Linked DNA regions of Mus musculus: regions 1 and 2 are each linked to region 3. Evidence: chromatin loops called from intact Hi-C (ENCODE). Cell type or tissue: heart. All regions are shown on one strand.

The links. A loop is a pair of places that touch in the nucleus more often than their neighbours do. Peaks named below come from ENCODE experiments on the same cell type or tissue, not always from the same donor. Only the 100,000 strongest peaks of a DNase experiment are listed, where the experiment ranks them.
Region 1: it touches region 3 in a loop (2.4-fold over the local background); 14 of 42 quality-filtered maps call a loop at or near these places.
Region 2: a loop joins it to region 3, with 3 times the contacts of the local background. A loop is called at or near these places in 6 of 42 quality-filtered maps.

What each region holds. Positions count from the first base shown.
Region 1 is chr17:25,127,197-25,132,196 of GRCm38, forward strand. No RefSeq gene overlaps it. Among named protein-coding and RNA genes, the nearest start is that of Clcn7, 3.7 kb to the right of the region's middle. In heart, a CTCF peak has its summit at 3,062 (motif pointing right); a DNase peak (open chromatin) is centred at 140; H3K27ac peaks cover 917 bases.
Region 2 is chr17:24,933,507-24,938,506 of GRCm38, forward strand. It overlaps Mapk8ip3 (mitogen-activated protein kinase 8 interacting protein 3), which reads right to left and starts at 3,471. Exons shown (of 33, transcript NM_001163449.1): 1 at 3,031-3,471. The coding sequence starts at 3,348. In heart, CTCF peaks have their summits at 2,811 (motif pointing right) and 3,963 (motif pointing right); a DNase peak (open chromatin) is centred at 3,505; H3K4me3 peaks cover 2,695 bases; H3K27ac peaks cover 2,205 bases.
Region 3 is chr17:25,271,980-25,276,979 of GRCm38, forward strand. It overlaps Ube2i (ubiquitin-conjugating enzyme E2I), which reads right to left and starts at 1,452. Exons shown (of 7, transcript NM_001177610.1): 1 at 1,342-1,452. It overlaps Gm17801 (predicted gene, 17801), which reads left to right and starts at 2,145. Exons shown (of 1, transcript NR_027452.1): 1 at 2,145-3,549. In heart, a CTCF peak has its summit at 2,349 (motif pointing left); a DNase peak (open chromatin) is centred at 1,982; H3K4me3 peaks cover 2,868 bases; H3K27ac peaks cover 3,226 bases.

The DNA.
Region 1 (5,000 bases), 140 kb before region 3:
CAGCTGCTAACAGCTGAGCTACTGAGCAGGCTGGCATGCTTCGGTCAGTCCCTGACCCAGGGACGATCACGAAGGGTGTGCGCTGCTATCAGGTTAGGAGTGTTGACATTCCCTCCCTTTGTCCGTTTCTAGCTGCTGCTTTCTTCACTGTTAGTGTTCTCTGTCTGCTAGCTGTCACTCACTTGGCCAGCTTGCTATCTGACCTTGCTGTCACTTACTGGACCAGCTTTGCTATCTGACCTTGCAGGTGTCCAAGTGCTGTAATGATACGAAGCTCTCTTAGTTCTCAAGAAATAGTTACAACTCTTGGTGTTTGTTTGTTTGTTTGTTTGTTTTTCAAGACAGGGTTTCTCTGTCTAGCGCTGGTTGCCCTGGAACTCACTCTGTAGACCAGGCTGGCCTCAAACTCAGAAACCTGCCTGGCTCTGCCTCCCAAGTGCTGGGACTAAAGGCATGTGCCACTACCACCCGGCTAGTTACAGCTCTTAATTAATCTTCGTTAATTTTTTTTATCTAATGCGTGCCTTGGGGTTTCTTTCCTGTTGTATGTGGAGGCTTTGTTAGGGGCTCCCTGGTGTAATTAGTTATATCAGAGACAAGAGTCTACAAGAGGAAGGATTCCTCAAGGACTCGTGGGTGGGGAAGCCAGCCTGTGCTCGAGGACGCAGAGCCCTGGCCTTTCCCTTATCTCGGGAGCTTGCTTATCTTTTCTGTTTTCTTTTCATTAATTTTTTTAGAAAGGGTTTCACTATGTACCCCTGGCTGTCCTAGAACTCGATCTGTAGACCAGGTTGGTCTCGAACTCAGACATTCACCTGCCTCTACTTCCTGAGTGCTGGTATTAAAGGTGTATGTCACCATGTTCGGCATCAGTTTGGCTATCTCGCGCCTAATCATAGCACTCTGATTCACTTTCTCAGTGTTCCAGCTTGGCCATTTCCACACTTAGTTTTTCTGTTTGACCTCAGTGTCTGTCCCCACAGTAACACTGTGAGTGACTGATAGTTTTCACCGTGTGCCTCTTCCCTGCCCCCCTCCCTATGGAAGCTAGCACCTGTTTCTCTGTTTGTGGAAGAGTTATGACTCTATAGTATGGGTTGCTGTCCAACTTGCTACCCTCCCAACTCAATTCTCCAAATGCTGGGATTATAGACACCTGCCACCATATCCCTTTCCATTTCAAAAGCAAGAAAGTGGCACTGGACAGATGGCCCGGAGGTCAAGAGCATTGGCTGCTCTTCTAGAGAACCCAGGTTTGGTTCCCAACACTAACATGAAAACTTAGAACCACCTGTAACTCCAATTTCAGAAGATTTGATGCCCTTTCTGGACTCCACAGGTACGAGGCACACACATACATGTAGACAAAACACTCACATACATTTAAAAAAAAATCTAAAATGAGAAAGTAGACTGGAGGTGACCCATTTCTATTGCTAATAAAACCATGGAGCCCCAAAGCCTTCTACACCCTGAGTCTGGAGGCTTCAGTTTTATAGAGGCTGGGTCTCCATTCGGCTATCCTTTCATCAAGTGGGAGGCAGACAGCTATGCAAAACCCTACCCAGATACACTGCCATGGGAACCTCACTCTAAATTAGTCTTTTTTTTTTTTGATTGGATCTTTGTAGCCCAGGCTAAGCTTGAGTTCTCTGTGTAGCTGATGATGACCCTAAAGTCCTGACCCTCCTTCCTCCACTCCCTGGTGCTGGGATTACAGGTGTTTCCCATAAGGGCTATATGCATGTTGGGCAAGCATTTCCTAACTGCTACATCCCCAGCCCCACCCCTCTCTCACTTTTCAAGACAGTTTTTCTGTGTAGCCATGGCTGGCCTGGGACTCGCTCTATAGACCAGGCTGGCCTCAAACTCAAGAGACCCACCTGCCTCTGCCCCCTGAGCACTGGGCTTAAAGGTGTGTGCCACTACACTGCTACCCTAAGTGAGTCTCTCTTTTCTTTTCTTTTTTTTTTTCTTCAAGACAGGGTTTCTCTGTGTAGCCCTGGCTATCCTGGAACTCACTCTGTAGACCAGGCTGGCCTCGAACTCAGAAATCCGCCTGCCTCTGCCTCCCAAGTGCTGGGATTAAAGGTGTGTGCCACCATGCCAGGCTCTAAATGAGTCTCTTAACAGCATCTTTCCAATTTATTGGTGTGCCCTAGGCCTTCTGCTAAAATCAGCTTCCTAGGCCGCCTGTTCGTGAGTCACAATCAGGAAGAATGTCAGACCTGGAAACCCCAGTGGACACCTCATGGCTGTGATCTTGAGTCATGCTGTCTTCTGCTTCCCTAAGAACCTGAGCTCTTGGTCTCAAGCACAGCCAGTTGAGCGTCCCTCCTTCTCGAACATCCCTTCCTGCTTCTCTTAACACATTCTGGAAGCAGTGTTTGCTTCATTTCATTCTGGCTTCAAGGAGAGTGGGGAGCAACATACTTCTCCTGGAAAGAGCCATCTAGTGATCTAGTGATTGCTGGAGGGACGGCAGGGTCCTGGGATTGCTGATCTGTAGAAGATCCCAAGCAGCAAGCAGGAAAAGCTGGACCTCCAATGGTTTGATTACAAATGTCTTGCTCTCAACCTCGTGGACAGGCTAGAACAGCTGGAAGTAACCAGACACACACAGGCTCAAAGCCAGGATTCGGCAGAGCATTGGTTCTATAATCCCAGCTTTCAGATGTTCAACACAGTCTAAGGGAACCAAGATATCACACCAGTCACTGCAGAGCTTGGGACGTCAGCAGACATGTTCCAGCACAGTTGTCATTCCAGACAAGTAGAAGGTCTTAGATGTGGTCCATTAGTGTTTGGGGCAGTGTGGGAGGACCTTAAGGACAAGCGGAAATCTTAGACAGGCAGTCATGGGAAGTCGGTTGGATTTGGAGATATGTTCATCTGACTCAGCCTCCCAGTGGGGTCATCAAAAGCCACCTGTGTATTTTGAAGTATGAACCTCACCCTTTCTAAGGCCACTAGATTCCTTCTTTCTTTCTTTTTGAAAAAAAAAAAAAAGATTTATTTATTATGTATATGTAAGTACACTGTAGCTGTCCTCAGACATACCAGTAGAGGGCATCAGATGTCATTACAGATGGTTGTAAACCACCATGCAGGGTTGCTAGGATTTGAACTCAAGACCTTCATAAGAACAGTCAGTGCTCTTAACTGCTGAGCCATCTCTCCAGTCCCCTAGATTCCTTCTTTAACCACATCTATTACATTGTTACAATCCTGGCCCTTCAAGGAATCAGTACTAACAAGAAGCCAATGGTCCTCCCATAACCAATTTGTCCACCCCTGTCCATTTCTTGTCCACCCCTGTTCATTTCTCTTCTTACAAAGACTTACAAGGTTCAACAATAGAGCATTTGGCTGACATGTGTAAGACCCCGAGTTTAATCCCTAATAGACAAAAGTCAATAAAAAGAGAACAATAAGTTGAAGGCCCTGGTCTTTTGGGAGCTGTGGGAATTGTACCACTTTGTCAGCAAGGGTTATGGAGAGATCTATGCCCCCAGGCATGACCCTAGGATGACTCTCTCCATTATAACTCCTCCTACATATCCTGCTATGCCACATCTCTACTCTGCTTATTCTTCTGCCAATCCTTTTTCCCCCCAAACTCTATCATCCAGAAAGGCCCAAGCCTGTGCATTTAGCTCAACTGACAACTTAAATGTCCTAGTCTTAAAGAAATTGTGATCAAAGTTTGTATGTGTGTGTGGGGGGGGTGTGAGACAGGGTTTCTCTGTGTAGCCCTGGCTGTTCTGGAACTCACTTTGTAGACCAGACTGGCCTTGAACTCAGAAATCCACCTGCCTCTGCCTCCCAAGTGCTGGGACTAAAGACATGTACCACCACTGCCCAGTTTCTGATCAAAGTTTTGAAGGGATCTAAGTTCAAGCCCCATGGAATACTAATGACCTTAGTTGGACAAGCCAGCTTCATTTCCCAACCTCAAAGCCCAGCAATACAAAAGAGGTTCATGACATCCTTATCACTGTCTTGTAAAATGACAAAACTAAGGTGTGTCAAAGAGGAAACAGCACACACACACACACACACACACACACACACACACACAGAGAGAGAGTCACAGGATAATCATGGGAAAATTCAGAACACCATTTAACTTTCTTCCTCTTATTCTGTGTTTAGTTTTGGTTTTACTTTGAATTGTATGAAAGGAAGGACATTTCCTATAATCCTCTCACCCTTAGAGGTTAAGATGAACTTAAAACTTTCTGATTTGAAAATTTTCAAATAAAAAAGTTTCAAGGTAATATTATATACATGTATATGCATATATATATATATAAAATCTAGGATATATATATGTACACATATATAGATGAATGTACATATATATCCTAGAACCCTTGTTAACTCTCTTACATATGATCTTTGTCACCACTGATGTCCTGAATTGTATTTTAACTATTTTTATAGAATCTTTCTATGTCGTACATATTAACCCCAGCCCTCTCTGATATTTCTCTGTTAAATGTAGCTTTCACATTATATACCTATTTCCTTCATTAAGTGGACACTTTCTTCCTTGCTTCCTTCTACCATCCTCTGTAATGCAACTGCCATGACACTGCTCAGAAGTAAACTTTGTAACATCGTTCTTTCTCTGTAGAGTGCCACCCATGATTACAGTCACTCTCGGGTCCCTGAAGTTGTAGTATCAAATCCCAATCCTTGCCCCTACATAATTCAGGATACATCTAAGAACAACTTTGTTGATGTAACACCGATACTAAGGCAAACTTAATCTTCCTAAAATACTATTGCCTAAAGCAACCTGCGGCTAGTTAATGCCACGCCCATGTGCTGTCCTAGTCTCCTCCTCGGAGGAACCCCAGTCTTTCCTAATTTGGCACTTCAGGGTGCCACGGTCCACCCAAGTCGGTTATGGGGGTCTCTGGAATGAGGGTCCTCAAAGCTAGGTGGGTAAGGATTCGGTGGTGACAAACAGAAACAAACACAGAGGCAGTTTG
Region 2 (5,000 bases), 340 kb before region 3:
AAAATGTCCACTGAAAAATGCAAACCTATGTTCTAAGCATTTTCCTTTCTTGCCTGATGCTAATTTAAAAATATCAGTCACCTGCTTTTATATGAAGTCAACTCAGCCATGCTCACATAGACATGTGGCATGGTTGTCCTGGCCACATGTATTAAACGACATGAAAAGCAGAGGCTGAGATCGTGGCTCAGTGGTGAAAACTTGCCCAGCATGCTCTGAGGCTCTGGTTTTCATTGCCAGCACTAGAGAAAGAAAAAGGAAAAACAAAGTCCTATTTCCACAATTTCATGGGTGACAGTGAAAATGCTCAAAGGCCACTGTACCCATCGGCTACTGAACTAGATAGTATAAAACAGAGCAGGCCCATTGTCACAGAAAGTTCACTGGGCAGAATGGTTGCTCCAAAGGGGGTCCTTGGGCCTCAGGAACTGAAGCATCAGTGTGGAGAGATGTGCAGAGAAACAAAAAGCCAGCTTCCCTTCTCATCACACCAGCTAGAATCTCTTTGCCGGTACCAGCAGGGAAATGAGAATAACTCTGGGTGGAGCAGGCCAAAAGATACTAAATTCTTCAGAGCTCCTGAGTGATAAGGATCATTCGTGATCTCTTTAGTACATGGTTGGATGCTAGAAGTTGGGGTTGGGGGGCAGAAGTAGCCTGATAAACCTTTCCCTGACAAAGCAATAGAAGTGGCACTTGGGAAGGTAGGAGGGTATTTGAGTTGAGAAGAATGGGCCTCTAACCACTTCAAGTAGAAATGTGAGAAAAGGGTATCATCCTGGGTCTTTCAGGAAAAAATAAATCTTGGGTCAAATTCTGAGTTTGGATTCTGTTTGTGTAGCAGCAAATGCCACAGCATCAGCAAATGTCCAGAGAACCCACTGGAGTTTCTTGAGATAACCTGAAGGGTGCTTCTACCACATCCTTAGGGCTAAGAAAGATAACGGCAATAATAACGACAATACTCTGTCTTTCAAAAAACATCTTTTTTCCTTGATCTAAGTGCTTGTCTACTGCAAGGAAAAAGGCTAGTACAGTTAGCTGCCTTTCTAGTCCTTTTCTCTTCCAGAGGAAAATGACCAAGGGATACAAACCACTTTACATTAGAACAGTACCAATCAGTAACAACTCGACAGATTATGAGGCCCAAGTCTGAGTTGAAACATTAGGGGCACTGCCCTCGCTTCTAAATCCACCTTGCCACAGTTCTCTTTCTAGGTAACCAGTGGTCAACAGTGATACTTGTAGTGAACCTGATTCACTACTTTTGGTAACTCACTCATTTTATAAAACAGCTACAACTGAAGGTCTGAGAGAAAGAGGGAGAGGCTGGGTAAGGTGTGTGGTCCCCGGGGGCAGGATAGCCAGGCTGGTTTCTTCTGTCAACACTACAGCTGAGCCCCTCCTCTCAGGTTCTGAGTCCCAGAGAGGGAACCACCTGGTATCAAAACATACTGGTATCAGGAAAGAAGGAAAGGGCTGCGATGTTGTCTCTGTTTAAAAATTTTAAAAACCTAGGATTCTGTCTTCCCAGAAAGCTGCTGACAGCTCAGATTACCCATATCTGACTAAGCTTAAACAAGCAAAGTGCCCGGGACAGCAATTCTGCAGCACAACTCTGCATGCAGTGATGCATCGCTCCGGGCTATTACACCATCTCATCACCCATCCCTGTTTAGAAAAGGAAACTGTAGTCTTTTTACAGAACTGAAGATAAGCATGCAGGTCTTTCCACAGGAGCTAGGATGCTGTTTACAGTGTTTAGTCCCCCTTCAGCTTTACCCTCACTGGAGGTCCCTCCAAGGGCATAAATGGGCATTTAACCCCGGCTTCCACCGGGCCAGTTTGGCATCTATTTACTCATTGCATTGCTCAGCTTCCTTTCAAGAGCTGGGTCTTCTGCACAACCTAAGCCCCACGTACACTCACTGCTCCGTCCAGCTTGTTATTAAGCTGGAAGGCAGAGGCATCCTCCCCGGGGGACAGTGTCAACACTCAAGCAGAAACCATTTTACAAGGATGTAACTTTGCCTTACCACAGTACACCTTCATTTTCTTCTTTTTCTCCACATTAGTGATCTTGACTATGTAAGTATGGAGGCAAGGGGAAGAAATAATACCCAAGTCCTTTGCCAATGTATCAAAAGTCCCCAGAGAGTCAGGGCTATGGAGAGTGGTATCAGGCACAAGACAACTCCAGGGCAGGTCTAGAAGGACCAAACACTGCAGACTTCTAGGGTACTGCCCCACTAGGCAGCAATATGAACCCAGAAGGTAAGGCTTAAGCTGTTGCCAAGGTCTACCCTGTTACTTGGCCTGTCCTTTTGTCTGTGGTCAGTGTGTGACCTTGATCTAGCCCAGACAGTTTCTGGAGCCAGTTCCCTGTTTCTGAGGTCACCCAAGCCCTCCTCACATCCTTTGAGGCTTTTGAATCCCCCCATATGTAGAGAACTTGATTAAGCCAGTTATGTGGTGCCCATGCATTCACAGCAAAATCTTGACAATCAAAAGGCAAACCATGGAAAGTATGAATGATTCAAGATAAGCAAAGCTTTTATCCTAGCTGTGATGCAGGGCCACTAACTTAATAAGAAGCCAAAATATCAAGATCGACTCTTAATTTCAATAGTAGTCTCTAAGACTGTGTCAAGTCAACTTCACTTAAATGGAATTTAACCTCATATAAGAAGGCACTTCCCATCATAAACCGAAGAGCATTTATTTCTAGAATTGTAGAATTCTGGGCTTTGTGATTCTAGGGCAACTTGCTCCAAAGACGGGAAGGAATAAAACCCAGAGCCAGCAGGCGGCAGCCAAGGTCAGAGGACAGCAGGAATGGGGGCCCATGTCTCCCGGACTCTGCACAGGCTGTGCTCTAGGTCCCAATTGGATGGAGAAAGTGGCACTCCCAGCAGCATCGGCATCAGCATCAGCATCAGCAGCATACTGCCGGCTGAGCCGAGCTGGCTGCTCCACGCTACCCACACCGTCCCTCACCGTCCCTCTCCGCGGCGGCCGGGGCCCACGCACCTCCTCGGCCTGTTTGCGCAGCGCCTTCTCGCGCTCGTATTGCGTGAGCAGCTGCTCGTTGTCCTCGCGTAGGAGCTCCAGCTCCACCTCGTGCTCCTGGTTCTCGCTCAGCACCGAGTCAAGGTTCTCCAGCACGTTCACCACCAGCGGCATGAGCTCCTTGACCACCTCCTCGTCATAGCAGTGAATGAGGCGCTCGAACTCGCGGTAGATGGAGCCCGCCAGGCCCGACACACGCTCCGACATGACCGAGCCCGAGCAGTAGTCGTCTTGGTACACCACCACTCCTCCTCCCTCGTCCATCTGGATCTCCATCATCGCGGCTACCGCCGCCGCCGCCAGCGCGGCTCGTTCCGGGGCCCGAATCCACGGGCCGCTGTCACCTCAGGCAGCCGCTACCTTAGGACGTGCCGCCGCCCAGGCCGCGCCCGTCACTCCCTTGCCGGAAGTCCCGCCTGGCTGCGGGGGTGGAGCCCCATCCAGTTCCGCCCCGAGCGCCTTGACGCTAAAGGAACGTTTCCGGCTGCGTTGCTGGTGGCTCTTGAGGACGTAGCTCAGTCTGATTGGAGTGACCTGGATGCTTCTCTATCTCTGTCCTGTTTGTCTTCAGACCTTTGTCATACATACTCTGGCCACCCTCAACGTTCACGCGACATGTGTCGCTTGCCCTGTTTCTGGTTGTTTCCCGCTCTGCTGGTTGCTTAGTTCCATGCAGTGCTTCATTTTGCACAGGACACCAGGTTCTAAAATCCTTATGTGTGGCGGTACTTTTGAGACAGAAATATAAAGCGAGTCGATCTATATGTGTTCATTTGCTGGGGACACCATGAACCTGACTTTGAACTACTTGCTTTTTTTTCCTCTTTCTTTTTTTTTTTTTTTAAATTTATTTAATGTATTCACCGTTGCTCTCTTCAGACACACCAGAAGAGGGCATCAGAACCCATTGTAGATGGTTGTGACCCAACATGTGGTTGCTGGGAATTGAACCTAGGTCTTCTGGAACAACCAGTGCTCTTAACCACTGAGCCATCTTTCCTGCCCTTGAACTACTTTCTTGCTTACGTGGTTTTCCCGGTCCCCAAAGCCTTCCAAGGCAGCTCAGATTCACATCCTCTTAAAAAAAAAAGTTACTTGTTATTTTATGTGTATGTGTTTGGTTGTATGTAGACTTGTGCATCACACACATTCCTGGTGTCTGTGAAGGCCAGAAGAGGGCATCTGAATTGGAGTTAAGAAGGTCAGTTGTGAGCAGCCATATGGATGGCCAGAACTGAACAGAGGTCCTCCCCTCTAAGAGCAAGTACTCTCAACTGCAAGCCACCAGATCTTACTCTTAACCAACACAGTCCTTCTTGTAGCTGAAGTCCAGAGCACTTAAAACATTCCTCACAATTTCATATGCAAAGTCTTACTGTGTAGCACTGGCTGACCTGGAACTTGGTATGCCTGGCTTCTGCCATTCAGTATACACCATTACCTGGGGCTATACTTCCCTCATCTTTCCAAACACATAGATAAATACCTACTCTAAGAGATTGTTTTGTAACATGCCTCAGACCTTAGCACAACTCACTCCATGATGGAAGTCCAATTCAGGCTGTAAAACTCGGCATGTAGATAGCACCACCTGCCAAAAGAATGAAAACAGACCCAATCCCTCAGTGTGGATAGTTCTGAGAAAGTCTCTAAATTCCTAACTTTGCTTTTTGGCTTCTGTAGTTCTGCCTCTGACTAACTGTTCTTGTTAACTGAAGCATGCCAACCCAGAACATGGCTTTGCCCTTAAAAGCTCATCCTGAGAAAGGCTCAAGGCCTTTCTTGTTTGAGATCCTAAACACCCAGTGTACTCACCAGCCAGCTAATAAAGACTTTCCTATTGGCTTAAAACTATGTCAGAGCATTCTTCCACGGTGAACACCCCACAACATTTTCAGGTTGCCTGAATTTTGATACTGATTTAATTTTTC
Region 3 (5,000 bases):
GTAACTGACTTCAGGATAAAGTTGTGTGCCCAGAGAACTCTGTCCTAGCATCCAACTGCAGCTATCCTAAGTGAGAAGAACCGAGAAGCTAGCTCAACTGCTCTTGCCTGGACACTCAGTGTTAAGGAGACAGAACCAGGGAATCACCAAGAGTTCAAGGTTAGCCTTGGCTACAAGAGATCCTGTCTCAAAAACAGGGAGAAGTGAGAGGTGGCTCTTATCAGAACTCTTAAAGGCCTTTTGCCCCACGGTCGAGGAAAAGGAACCCTAGGAGCACCCTGGCAATGATCTAGGCAGAAACTTGGGGGGCAGTGCTGCTGCTCCCGCAAGCACTCCAAAAGCCACTTAAACACAACTTGCCTTCCCAGGCAAACAGTCACTTCACGAGCTAAAAGTTTTGTGATGCAATGACCAAACTAAACCAAACCAAACCAAAAAACCATTCCCCTCCCCACTACTAGAGACAGGAAGGACATACAGGGATGGGTCTTATGACTCCAGGCTTCCTACAGTGTACAGTATTTGTCTGGCGACACCACCTACTTCAGAGCTACTTACCGGTCAGAGAGCCTGTGCAAGGTTGCTTATCTCCGCCCACCTCGGCAGAGGGAACATGGGTACCAGGCACTACGGCTGGCTTGGATAGGGCGAAGCGGCCTCTTTTACTCGAATGCACACTGTAGGCCCTAAGGATCCTTCAGTAAGTATACCACGCTGTTTGTTAAGTTTCCAGTGGCAGAGACAGCCAGAGGAGGGCAGGACTGCGATCACTCACAGCCTGAATACCTTTAGAAAGAAAACAAACTCCCCTTCGACGCCCGTTTTCTGCTATGCAGGCAGGTAACTAACTCATCCACTAAAACAACAGTTCCTTAAGAATAAAGGAAGGTGGGGCAGAGAATATACACAAGACTCCCCCACAAAAACCCAAGCTACAAGCCTAGCGTCTCGGTAACGAACGAAGCCTTCTGATGTGACTCCGGGTGCTTACAGGCCCCGACACGGCCCAGTACTCACGGCCTTCCGCACTCTCACTCGCCTAACTACGGAGCCCAGCACCGCCCAGAACGCGTCTGGGAGCTACTGGGAAGCTCAGATTATCTGTTGCGGGGTCGGCGGAACTCAGTTCGCCAAGAGTAGGGGGGCAGTGGGCCGTGCTCCCAACCCTGTATTCTCCCGTGGCACAGCGGCTGGGCCCTAGTGCCCCGAAGGCCGAGACTCGGAGGCCGCGAGCGAGAGGAGGCCGCCGTGGCTCCGCTCGGCGCCTCCCGGAAGCTCACTGGGAACGGCGGCGAGTCCGGGCGAAGATGGGAGTGCGTGCGCAGGCCGGTGGCGGCTCACCTGGGCGACCGCGGCCCGGACCGTCGCGGCGGCAGAGGCGGCGGCGCTCCTTTGTCTCGGGACTTCCCTCCGCGCCCGCCGCGCGCAGCACGGAGCGCAGGACCCCAGCGGGCGGGGCGGGGCCTGAGCTGGGCTGCCCGCCACACGCCTGCTCAGCTTACCGTCCCTCCCGTCCGGTGGCCTACGCGTCTACTTAAACACGAGCTTCCCGCAGCCCGCACGCGGCTGCCGCGCCCTCGTTGCCCGCGACCGCCTAAGGAGCCCGAGCCCAGGGCGCCTGTCCAAGCAGGCGGTGCCCTGAACGGCCGCACTCTTAAAGGGGCCGCGTCCTAGGCTCGAGGGAGCGTCTGCAAACTCCTCTTCGGGATGAGCGCGTCCACTCGAGGACACATCAGAGAGTCGTGTGAGGAAAAAGAAGCATAGATTCCCAAGGGTCATCCGGATGCTCAGAGGGCACCTTCCCGGGCACAGGCTCTGGAGGTATCCTTGGGCTCAAGGCCCGAGTCCCGGGAGCAAAGATCACTGAGGCCTAAACATCCTGGGAATCGTCGCAGTACGGTGACGATCCCCGGAACTTAGCGCGCTGTGACACTTTCTGCAATTGGCCAGCTCAGGAACTTGGGCGGGGTGAACCTCGAAACTATCCAATGAACTAGCCTCATACAAAGGGCCAAACGCAAGCAAAACCGACGGGGAGAGAAATGTGGATGCTCCCTAACCTACGAGTTAGCCCCCTAGTGGGGGAGGGGAATGGGCCTGCGCCGTGGGGGAGGGGCAGCACCCGCGGACCCCCCCCCCCGCGCGCGCGCCCCAGGCCTCTTCCCTGTGCCGCACCCCACACCTTAGTTCCACCTGAAACCCCTGTGCGGCTTCTGCTGGCCCCGCTGGACACGCTTTTGTCACGCCGTGGCCTAGTCCAGTTTCCTCGGCCAGTCCTCTGCAACCCAGCTCGGATGCTTCCTCACCGACTCACCGACGGGACGGGTACTTAGAACCGTCGGCTGGCCCCCTGGTGGCCATTCTGGCGCCTGCTCCTTTTTTTTTGGCACGTGCTGGAGGCCTTTCGGGGCCAGTTGCAGCCAACAAGGGCTTCCTGGGAATTTGGACTATGGGTCCAATTGCTGCCAGGGACTCCAGTGTTCATCTGTCAGTATCTCCGTCCATCTACTCACCACTCTCTCCTTCCTTCGTTCTCCTCTTACCTTTTGAGGTTGTTGGGTGCCCCAAAACAGGAACTAAGGTCCCATGCCCCTTGCCCACAATTGTCCAACATTCCCTGGAGCTCACCCTGTTAATTCCTCCTGTTCGTAGCCGTACTGTTTAAGAGTTAAGATCACAGTGAGCACCAGATCCTGAGGGACCTTGGTCTCTCATTGGGGCTGAGTTGTAGACAAGGTCGGCTTAGATACAAGTTCCTGACACACTAGATCTGTACCCCCAACAGATCTGGTTTGGATCCATCCCAGCCTGCAAAACAGCTTCCAAGTCTGGTGGCTCCTGGGCACTTAGGGATGTTGGCCTGTGAATTGTACCATCTGGGACCAAAGTTATCAGCAGATTGTCTGGGGGCTCTCATTTTGTGGCCGGTGGCTCTGAGTGGCCCAGTAATCTTTTTACTTTGTTTTTTTAGTTTAGGGTCCTATGCATTATCCCTGCCTGGCCTCCAACTGACCTTGAAGTCCTGTTCTATGTGATTCCACCCCTAAATTGCACAAATCGTACCACATCCACTTTGGAATCTACTTTTCAGCTAGGGTCACAGTTGAGCCTGGTCTGGACTCACGGATATTGGATTTTCTGCAGGAATGAGACTGAGGGAAAGACTGCGTGGAGAGGCAGCTGGAAGTCGTATGTAGTTATTGAAAGGATTGATCTGTGGTCCACAGGGCACTGCAGAAGGTTTAGAGCAGGAGTGTATGATGTAACGCCATGGTGTAGTGATAGTATGCAAATCACTCTAATCTCCCTAGCAGGCAAGCACTTCTTATGACTATCCCATGTAGATTCTTTTTTTTGTTTTGTTTTGTTTTTTTTGGTTTTTTGAGACAGGGTTTCTCTGTGTAGTTCTGGCTGTTCTAGAACTCAATGTAGACCAGACTGGCCTCAAACTCAGAAATCTGCCTGCCTCTGCCTCCCAAGTGCTGGGATCAAAGTCGTGCGCCACCACTGCCCCGGCTCCATGTGGATTCTTGAATAAAAGACACACACATGCAGCCTTATTTTTAATATGCCCTAAGCAGCCCAACAGCTGGGCCCCTCCCAACCTTCCACATTGCTAACACCTACCCTCTGAGACTCCTGAATTTATCATTTACTAAAATCTATATTCCATCTTTGCTACCCCAGACACTATTTGGGGAGGGCCCCCTGGGGCCACTCATCCTCAGCTCTTACATGGCCGTATGCTTTCTCTCCTACAGCTCTCAAGACTGATCCTCCTGCTTCCCCAGCATGGCGATTCTAAAAATCCCTCTTTTCCCCATGGTTCCCTTGCCCAGAAACTCTTATTTAAAGTCCCACCTCAGTCTCCCTGCCCAGCCATTGGCAGCCTGGCAACTTTATTTACCAATTAGAGCCAATTGGTAGGGTCCCACTGTGCCTTGCATGCAGATGTGTGAATTCTCATGTAATTTGGGAACCCAATTAATATAAGCAATAAACCAAATCCACAACACCATAGCACCACTTTGTTTGCTGAGTAGATGCAGAAGACACTTCCCATTGGTCCAGGGTGCTGAGTTCAACCAGCACAGAGAACTCATATCCGGGCAGATGCCGTGTTAAGACCCAAAGGCCCTTGTGCTAGAGGGAATGTCAGGAATGGTAATGTGGAGTTGGCTGGGTTGGACTGGAGTAGGAGGCTATATCAGCCTAGAAACTTTATATTTTTCAAGATACGCATTCTCAGTGGACAGGGGTCTTGACTGGGGCCATCTCTCTGGGTGTAAAGGGAAGCCAAGTGTAGCAGTGAGTTTGTGCTCCATGGCTTTGGCTCGCATGCACACACCCTCCTAGGAGCTATCTGGATTCGTGAATGGAGGACACACACACACACACACACACACACACACACACACACATGCTTGCCAGTTAACTTTAAAATGCCTTAGCTACTCCAAGGCTGGGTACTCCTAAACCTTCCTCTGCTACCTCAGGGCCAATCGGGGAAGTGGTCAGTGGCCATTTAACAGAAATCTCACATTGCTGGTTGGCTTTATCTCCTGCAGTCCTATGTCCATCTGTATCCCACCGCTTCATGGCAATTTCTTCCACTACCCGCCACCCACCCGCCATGTCCTAGCCCTCAAAACTCTAAGGATCTGCTCCATCTCCCTTTGCCCAGTCACTGGCCTCTGGCATCTTTATTGATCGATCAAAAACCGATTGGGGACAAGAACCTTTAGCATTTGAACACTCAGATTCCCGATTGAGTCAAAGCATTTGAACCAATCTCCAATAGCCAAGATTGAAGTGCAGTAAGAGGTTGGTGGACAATCAGTAAACAAACCTCAGTGAAGGGCCTTGGCTGTTGTGTACACCCATCCTTTTCCCAGTGGATTGGGTACTACCTAATGTAGGAGTAGGGCCCTGTGTTCCCTGAGTGTCATCTCCTGCTCTGCTGGGAGGTTGGCTCTGCACACAAGGTTGTGAATAGGGGT